Linked DNA regions of Homo sapiens: region 1 is linked to region 2. The links are chromatin loops, found by intact Hi-C in ENCODE. Cell type or tissue: psoas muscle. All regions are shown on one strand. Links, peaks and the distances in the headings refer to the core of each region. The heading gives the core; the rest is flanking DNA.

Evidence for each region. Peaks named below come from ENCODE experiments on the same cell type or tissue, not always from the same donor. Only the 100,000 strongest peaks of a DNase experiment are listed, where the experiment ranks them.
Region 1: it touches region 2 in a loop (2.3-fold over the local background); 10 of 110 quality-filtered maps call a loop at or near these places.

What each region holds. Positions count from the first base shown.
Region 1 is chr1:214,450,366-214,454,757 of GRCh38, reverse strand. PTPN14 (protein tyrosine phosphatase non-receptor type 14) reads left to right here. Exons shown (of 19, transcript NM_005401.5): 3 at 2,784-2,953. Among named protein-coding and RNA genes, the nearest start is that of PTPN14, 99 kb to the left of the region's middle. RefSeq lists an enhancer at 4,053-4,392. In psoas muscle, for the core only: no CTCF peak of the experiment used is centred there; no DNase peak of the experiment used is centred there; H3K27ac peaks cover 1,697 bases.
Region 2 is chr1:214,400,810-214,405,201 of GRCh38, reverse strand. It overlaps PTPN14 (protein tyrosine phosphatase non-receptor type 14), which reads left to right. Exons shown (of 19, transcript NM_005401.5): 6 at 2,249-2,319; 7 at 3,430-3,517. Among named protein-coding and RNA genes, the nearest start is that of SMYD2, 120 kb to the right of the region's middle. In psoas muscle, for the core only: no CTCF peak of the experiment used is centred there; no DNase peak of the experiment used is centred there; H3K27ac peaks cover 606 bases.

The sequences.
Region 1 (4,392 bases), core at 236-4,235, 50 kb before region 2:
CTCTGGAAGGTGCTGTACAACAGCAGTGATAAATTTATGCCATGAATTAGGTTTTTCTATTAGAAGTGGTTTACTTTGTTATTTAGAGCTCTGGCTCAAGATTATTGCCTTACTATCATTTCTCTTGTACCTCATCATCCTCCTCAACATATCCATATGTGTGTATGCACAGGAGTGTGTGTATGTGCAGCTGTAGTGTGCATTTTGTGTGTGTTGTATGTGTGCACATACATGTTCGTGTGTATATATTCCATGGAATATTCTTTCTCTGAGGGATTTCTGGGGTGGAGGTCAGGTCTGGTTTAATGATCTGGATGGATGGGAATGAGAAAAGGAAATTTAAAATAGCTTTCAAGACACAGAAGCAATAAAAATTTTAACCGTTTTTTAAAATCGATTGTAGAACATTTATGCAGTTACTGTGGCCCTCTATAATTTGAATATTACTAATTTGAATGAAGTGTGGACCATAAAAATATCTCCCAAATGTCAAAACTACTTTTAGTGAAAGATGATAAATCATGGTTAGCCTGTTAAGCAATTGTGAAGTTGCCCTCTGTTTCTCCACTAATGCTTATAAAAGGGCTCTTTTCCAACTTTAATAATTGCTGCATAGCATGTTAATTACATATATTACATAATTTATTATATGGAGACTCACTCCTAGGCATCCAAAATACCGTGGAATACCCTCATACAGCCCTGTGTTCCATACAGGAATTCAGTATAATGCAGAGCTACTTTGGACCCTTTTCAGATAAGTTTCTTGAATTGAATACCCAAATGACTTCATGTTAAGGTTAGCTTAAGCCTACATCATAGATCTCAGAGGATAGCATCAGAGTGATGTTCCAGTGTCCCAATATCATCTCTCATGAGATCCTCAAAATCTTAGTGGAGGTATAGCTTTGTGATTTTTTTCCTTACATCTTTTAAATATTTATGTTATTTGTAGATGTTCCAGCTTCTACCTTTGCCTGCTTTTTCTCATTGACTCCCAGATAACCTCTGTTTCCTGATTCTCTGGTTCACAGAGATGTCAGTAGTGCTGATGAAAAAGATTTATGAGGTTTACCTGCTTTGATTTACTGATGATGATGATGGTGGTGGCGATGGTGGTGGTGGTGGTGGTAACAGGAGTAGTAGTCGTGCAGCCGCAGCAGCAATAGAAGGTACCACTTATGATGTAGTTACTTACCATGTGCCATGCAGGTGATTGACAGGCATTATCTCATTTACACCTCTCAGAGCCTGTGGGCAAAAGTTGTAACCATCATCTCCATTTTGCAGAGGAGAAAACTCTGAGAGTCTAGAAGGCTCAATGACTTGTGTAAAGTTACTGAGACAGTGAGTGCAAAAGATGGGAGATGGACTGACCTCCAAGTCTGTTTTCTTTCTATTCAGCCACATTTCATTTCCTCTATGTCATCACTCAGGTTGGAACAACTAATGGACTCAGTGGAGCTAGGAAATGAATAATAGGGTCAGAATTCATCCAAGTAAGTTTGTCTAAGTTGATAGAAATATAACCTTGGCTCTGGTTGGCATTTTGTTGCTCAAGAAATGCATAGATTTCTGATGTGAACTTGTCCTTTGGAACATCATGGGAGAAAGCTAATCAAATCATTACCCCCATCTCAAAGTAAATCCATTTAAAATATCTTTAAAGCATCTGGGTCTGCAGCTTTATATAGGCAAGGGCACGTCTGGTTTTCTAGTAAAGTCAGAGTCATAGCTTCATGAGAGATTTTGGTGGGGTTGTGGCAGGGATTGATCTGTATAATGTTGAGGGGGCAGCCAGCTGGAGTGGGAACATCAGCATAAGAATGCCTTTGGAAATTGAACATTGTAATGAAAACATTCTTTTGAAGGCAGATTTCCAGGTGTGCTGTAAACCATTCTAGGCTATAATTGAGATATAAAAGAATCTTCAAAAGCAGTGATCTATTTTTTGGTGATTGTTGTGCTAATCCTGAAATCCTAGCATGAATTAATATAAAAGATGGGATTGGGTGCATAAAAGTACCTGTTTTAATCATTTAGCATGTTGTTCAAAACTAAACTGGTTTAGGCTTCAAGTCTAAGGGCGAAAATCTCACTTTCATCTAACAAATCCCACCATAATCTGCCAAGAACAGCCACCAGGGGCTCCTGCAGCAGCTGTGAGGAGGCGATCCTTCCTCTCTCAAAGCTTGATATGGGGAGAGATTTGCTGCAGTTCGTGTATAATAAAGTGGAAGAGGATGATACTTTTTAAAGCACACGAAAAGAGTGAATAAATTCTCCGTTAAAATCTGGTACTGTATGAAAATATTCTACAGTGCAGAAGCTTTCAGTTGGCAGGCGGTTTTGTCTTAGGAATTGAGTAATAAGTTACATTGCAGCAGGTGCAGGAGCGGTGTTGGTCTTTGCCAGTGTGCTCCATGTGAGATCATGAAGCATGCAGAAGGCACACAGAAAAGGCAGTCTTCAGATATCAGGGGAAAAGTCAGCACTATCCCTTCCCTGCGCGACTCCCCTTACCTCACATGGGCGCTTTGGTATCTGCAAGCACAAACAGTAGTAATGAGTAGGGATACTGCATCTGGATACTCCATGTATGTTACAGTAGTGTGTGGTTGTGGTTTCTTTTGATTAGTCCCAAAGTTATATGTCAAAGCTGGATCTTATATATGGGCTGGGGAACCCAGGGTGGGATGCAGCATGCTGGAGTCTCGTTTCTTGTGTGGCCTTGGGATGCTTGTGGTGAGCATGAACTGATGCTATTTTACCCTTTTATCTAGACGCACTACTTTGGCCTTTGGTTTCTCAGCAAGAGCCAGCAAGCACGATGGGTGGAGCTGGAGAAACCTCTGAAGAAACATCTGGACAAATTCGCTAATGAGCCTTTGCTTTTCTTTGGAGTCATGTTCTATGTGCCAAATGTGTCATGGCTTCAGCAAGAGGCCACAAGGTAGGTGCATTTTCCCCCTGTGTGCCATATAAGGGTGTTGACTAACTGTGAAGCTTCCAATGAAGTAGATGAGCTGGTAGATTTAGGGGTGTGTGGGTGTGGGTGCGGGTGTGTGGTGGGGGAGAGGGTAAAATAGTTGGGGGTTGTTTACTCATTGCTTTGCAGCTTTAGAGTTTTGGTTGAATCCATGTAGCTAACCCCAGCAGTTTTCTGTAATGCTGGTAAGGTAGTAGGGATCCTGAGCCAGGCAGAATTTCATCTCTAGCAGCGTGGAAATATTCATCGGAGACTGTGGGTAAAATAGGCATGCAAGAATTTAATAAAAAATTAATGACCTGGCCAGGCGTGGTGTCTCATACCTGTAATATCAACACTTTGGGAAGCTGAGGTGGGAGGAGAGCTTGAGGCCAAGAGTTTGAGACCAGCCTGGGCAGCATAGCAAGACCCTGTCTCTACAAAAAGAAAAAAATATAAAAACTAGCTAGACATGGTGTTTTGTGCTTTTAGTTCCAGCTCCTCGGGACACTGAGGTTGGAAGATCACTTGAGCCCAGAAGTTCAAGGCTGCAGTGAGCCGTGATCATGCCACTGTACTCCAGCCTGGGCAACAGACTGAGACCCTGTCTCAAAAACAAAAACAAAAACAACAAAAACAAAAACAAAAACCTAATTCTGTTTTGTCCACCCTTTTCCTAAAAATATCCCCAAACAAAATGTGGTATCAGACTTCGAATTTGAAGATTGGAAAGGTAACTAAAAGTGGGAGTAAAGTTAAGGAGGAAAATGTTGCGAGAGCAGGAGTTTTGATGATTGTCCCTACTAAATAAGAGGAGACAAGAAGCCATCAGTAGAAGAGGAGAACAAGGTATTGCAGCTACTCAGTGTCTGCTTTAGCTTGGAGAAACCGTGTGCTGCCTTTGAAATGATGTTTTCCCCTCTCATCTGTAAAGTGAGGGATTTGTGTAAGTTCATAAAGCATATTCAGTGAATGGAATAAGTGCATTTTTTTGATGTTGGTATAGTTCATTTATTGGTAAGAGTTTTCCATTAAAATACCTGGGAAGTCTCCTCATCAAATGGATATTTCTGGTAGGAAAAGGAATCACATAAACCCTTTACTTTTTGCCTTTTACCCGGACCTTGTCATTCTGAATGCTTGGGAAGCAATGCGGGAACATGCTTTGAAGAAGGAAGAGTATTCTACCTGACTTTTGTGTAGTTTTTAGATTTTAAATTTCTGATATAAGGATGCTCTTGAAATTTTTAAGTGTATTTTAAGGCAATATTCTGCTTGCTTGCTTTTTCTTTTTCTTTTTCTTTTTTTTTTTTAATTTGAGACGGAGTCTTGCTCTGTCACCCAGGCTGGAGTGCAGTGGCACGATCTTGGCTTACTGCAGCCTCCACCTCCCAGGTTCAAGCGATTCTCGTGCCTCAGCCTCC
Region 2 (4,392 bases), core at 228-4,227:
TGAGGGAAGTGGTAGCTGAGACAGGACGTAAGGATGATGTGGCATTTCACACTGCATGACGTTATGGGATGGTTCTCCCAGAGGGGATGGGCATGTAAAGGCCCATCCTTTCCGAATGGAAATGTAAAAGCAGTGTGTGTTAGAAGAGGTGTCGGCCTGGGGCTTGACCTCTTGGGCAAGGAGGTCTGGAAGGGGAAGCTGAGTCACATTGAAGAATGGTCTGCATGCCAGGCCCAGGTGTTGACCTTGCTGAGTAGGCCGGGGGTAGTCTTAGAAGGGTGTAAACTTTTTCCTTGGTTCCACTGGAGCTTTCAAAGAGAATGCATTCCTTTGGTGGGGGAGGGAAGATAGGATGAATGGCTGTGTTTGATCTTATGAAGTAATTGAATTTGTTAAATGGCATTTCTTCAGCAGAGAAAAGAACAAAGTCAAGTACACAAGGCGCTCCACAGGTGTGTGGCTGTGTACAGGCATGCATTCTGCCATTTTTCATTCCCACAGGGCCATGCTCGCACTCTCCCTGGCAGGGCACATACCTCAGGGAGGCCCCAGGTGCAGATGGAGGCGGTTAAGTTGAGAACAATAGCAGAGGGGGTACCTTTGGGCTTCTTTTTAAAAGTAGGAAACGGAGATTTAATGGAACACTTTTTGATCTTCACTTTATTTTATATTCTGTTGCCACATGCCCTTCATTAGCTTTTCAAAATTAATGGGGTTTTTACTCAATACCTGGATGCACATACATAGCTAACTTTCTAAGCCTTGTGATATCTTTGTTACTCCACAACATGAAACTAAAAATGTTGAGCTTATTTCCTATCACGGACTTGAGTCATTTCAATGGATGGCTAAACAGGAAACCGCAAATTAATCAGTTATGTGAAAAGTAAGAGCTGCCATAATTCCCCGTCTGCTCTAAAGTCTCTCGTGAACTCTAGAATTAGCAGGATGTGCAGAGCTATAGAATTTTTAGCATACATTTATGTCTGTGCTTTCCAGTTTTAAAATATATTGATTTTTCAGATTTTAATGATTTGAGATGGGATGTTTTTCACAGTTTTGAGGTGTACATTTTTAGGGGTAGTGTTTTCATCCATGTAAAGTTAAGTTGGAGATGAATCTTTATATAAGTGGTATTTTAGAATCAAAGGAATGGGGCGTTTGGTATGATTTCTGCCAAAACATCAGTCCCTACCTCCCATCCTAGTAGGATGAGCTTCAGGTACCCATCAGGGTGTAGCTCAGAGTTCCTTCTGACATCTGCTCTGGAGGTCACAGGAAAATGGTGCCCATCTGTGACCCTCTTGGTGCTTACTAGCCTGGAATATGTGGGACCTGCTGCCCAGGAAAGCTAGAGGCAGCTGGCTTGGGGCTTGAGCCCCAGGCCACCACAGGCATGAGACAAACTCTAGAATCTCTACCTCTATCAATTTCTCAAGAATGCATTGCTTCGGTCTGCTTATTTTGGATTATTCCTCTTGATTCCATCTCACCATCCTAAGCAGTGCTTCCCTGGCCAGTGTTTAGCAAGCCTATTTCTGTGATGTAAATCCTCCCACTGTGGTGTTACGGAAGGGTAGTTGGGAAAAGATGTGTGTAATCAGTTCTTCTGAGCCCATAGTAGTCAGCACATCACAGGTTCCAGGGGCCTGGGGTTCAGCTGGTAGAGATGCTGACTAGTCAGCTACGCAACTGTTGCCTTACAGAGCTCTCTGGAGATGTTTTAGCCGTCATGGCTTCCTCTGCCCCCGTGACCATCAAGTAACATCAGAATGAGCCTACTCTGCCTTCAGTGGTTTTGAATTCGTTTCCTGGTATACAGAAAGGCCTGGCACAGTCCCTTCCTAGGCTCAACTTTTGAAGGGATGATGGCCTGGAAACTCATTGGCCTATACCCCAATCATTAGAAATATGTAAGCACACGCAAAGCATTTTTTATAAACGTACATCTGAGAGGCAGGCGGATAGGGAAGAATGAATGAAAAGAGCTATTCCCTGGCACCACAGAACTTACGCGGCAACCCAAAATATGCCTGGAAATAACCTGTTATAATGGAGAGCCGTGTTATAACAGTAGAAATCATAACTCAGTTCTAAAAATTACAACCTTTAATTCTACAGCAGTAAAGGAGATATTGAGGAAATGTGACTAATCAGGAACATCTGAGGAAGGGAGCTTTAAGATTTGCAAGCAAAATAGCAAATGCCCACACCCTCATGTGACCTTAAGCACTTTCTATTCTTATAGGATTTGGCCCTGGAAGAGGCTGTTCTGGAGGAGCTGACCCAGAAGGTAGCCCAAGAACACAAAGCCCACAGGTAAGGCAGGCAGAGGGTAAGGGGCTGCCTGCACAACAGATGTTTACAGCCCATGGGGCAGGAGGCATCCATCTCCCTATCAGCAACTCTGGGCTTGAGCCAACACACTTGTATTTATTCCACCACGTGACTCAGCTCTGTACTTCCGTTCTGCAAAAGTGAATGTCCACTTGAAAACTGCTCCGTTCCTTCCTTCCCTCCCTCCCTTCCTTCCTTCCTTCCTTCCTTCCTTCCTTCCTTCCTTCCTTCCTTAGAGAATCTGGGAAGCCTGAGACAGCCTGTGCTGAGAGAGTGAAGACCTAAAGTGCTGTGTTGGGTGGTAGGCAGGTGAAGGAAAGAAAAAGAGAGAAACTTTAATTCAAGGAAGCACCAGGAGTTTGATATCGAGGCCTATGCAGTGATCCTAAGTTCTCTCATCGTGGCTTTTTTTTTTTTTTTTTTTTTTGACAGAGTCTCGCTCTGTCACCCAGGCTGGAGTGCAGTGGTGCGATCTCGGTCCACTGCAACCTCCACCTCCGGGGTTCAAGCAATTCTCATGCCTCAGACTCTCGAGTAGCTGGGATTACAGGCACATGCACCACCACACCCAGCTAATTTTTGTATTTTTAGTGGAGATGGGGTTTCACCATGTGGGCCAGGCTGATCTCAAATGCCTGACCTCAAGTGATCTGCCTGCCTCGGCCTCCCAAAGTGCTGGGATTATAGGCATGAGCCACGGCCATTTGACTCCCAAAATATTATCCTCATGATAAACTTTTTCCTTTTTTTTTTTAATAATGAAGATTTCTCCCAGATGGGAGAAAAATAACTTCTTTTTAAAGTAGGCAACATATTCGAAGGGATGTCTGGAATAATGATTTCATGTTTACAGGGCTGTGGCTCTTAATTAAATACTTTACCTTCCTCTTATTATTCGCTGTTAAGTAAAAGGCTACTGGGAAAGATGTCAATGAATTACTTAGTAATGCACCCTACCCTCACAGTTGGGTAATGATTGCTCTTCCCAGAAACTAGAGCTAAACCACAGCTCTGGAATTTGCCATCAGGAGAGTGGGATCTTCCACTGGCTGCCCTTAACCATTTCTTCCTTTGATGCTATTTTGATTTTAGTGGAATCCTGCCAGCAGAAGCTGAACTGATGTACATCAATGAAGTTGAACGTTTGGATGGATTTGGACAGGAAATCTTCCCTGTAAAGGTAATATGCTGTGCCCTGTGCTGGCTTTAACCTTCTCAGACCGGTACTGGCATTTGGAAAACCATTGTTGATAGCAGTGGGCCAGAATGGCTTGGCCTTCTTTTTGCTATGCAGCCTTAGTTGGCAAGTCCAATTTATTATAGATAAACAAATGCTTTTTCTTAACCAAGACGTTTTGAAGTTTGCCATGGTCCTCAGCAGAATAGTTCAATAAGACAGTCCATCTAAGTGAGTACCAAGCATCAGCCAATCCGGCACCTTGGAGGTATCAAGGCTGATATCCAGCCTTATAACAGGACAAGTAGCCAATGTCATGTGTAACATTAATGAAGACTCTAGTCAGTAGTTTTCTTATTCTCTTTTTCTCTTCATTGAGCCAATACAGGGATAATCGTTTGTGAGGTAGAATGAAACGTTTCTTGTATACAATCATGCTTTATTTCTCCAGCTTTATAGGGCCCTCCCCTGTGGGTTCCTAGCCCCTTTGGTGTTTTATGGAAGCTATGCCTCGGAAACTGCTATAGCACATCACATCCTTTGCAGCACATCCACCTCCTGAAGTGGGTGTGGTTGGGGGGGTCATGGATCATAGTCATTTATAGAGCTGAGCCCATCATCCAAACTCATTTTCCACTCTCTGTTGACCAACTTTACAAAAAATGGAGATTTATCAGAAACCTAAAGCAACTGGCACATTTCAGCAATTTGGGAGATGCCTGCAATTTCAGCACAAACATTTCACTCCAGACTAGCTCCACTGGCTGTTTTATAAGTGTTCAGTTCCCCCTCTGTTGCACGTTTGCAATTTGCCTTAATGAGAACTGCCCATGTGCATCAAGTAGAATCGAGCAGGGTGGCCGCAGCTTTCAGAAAGG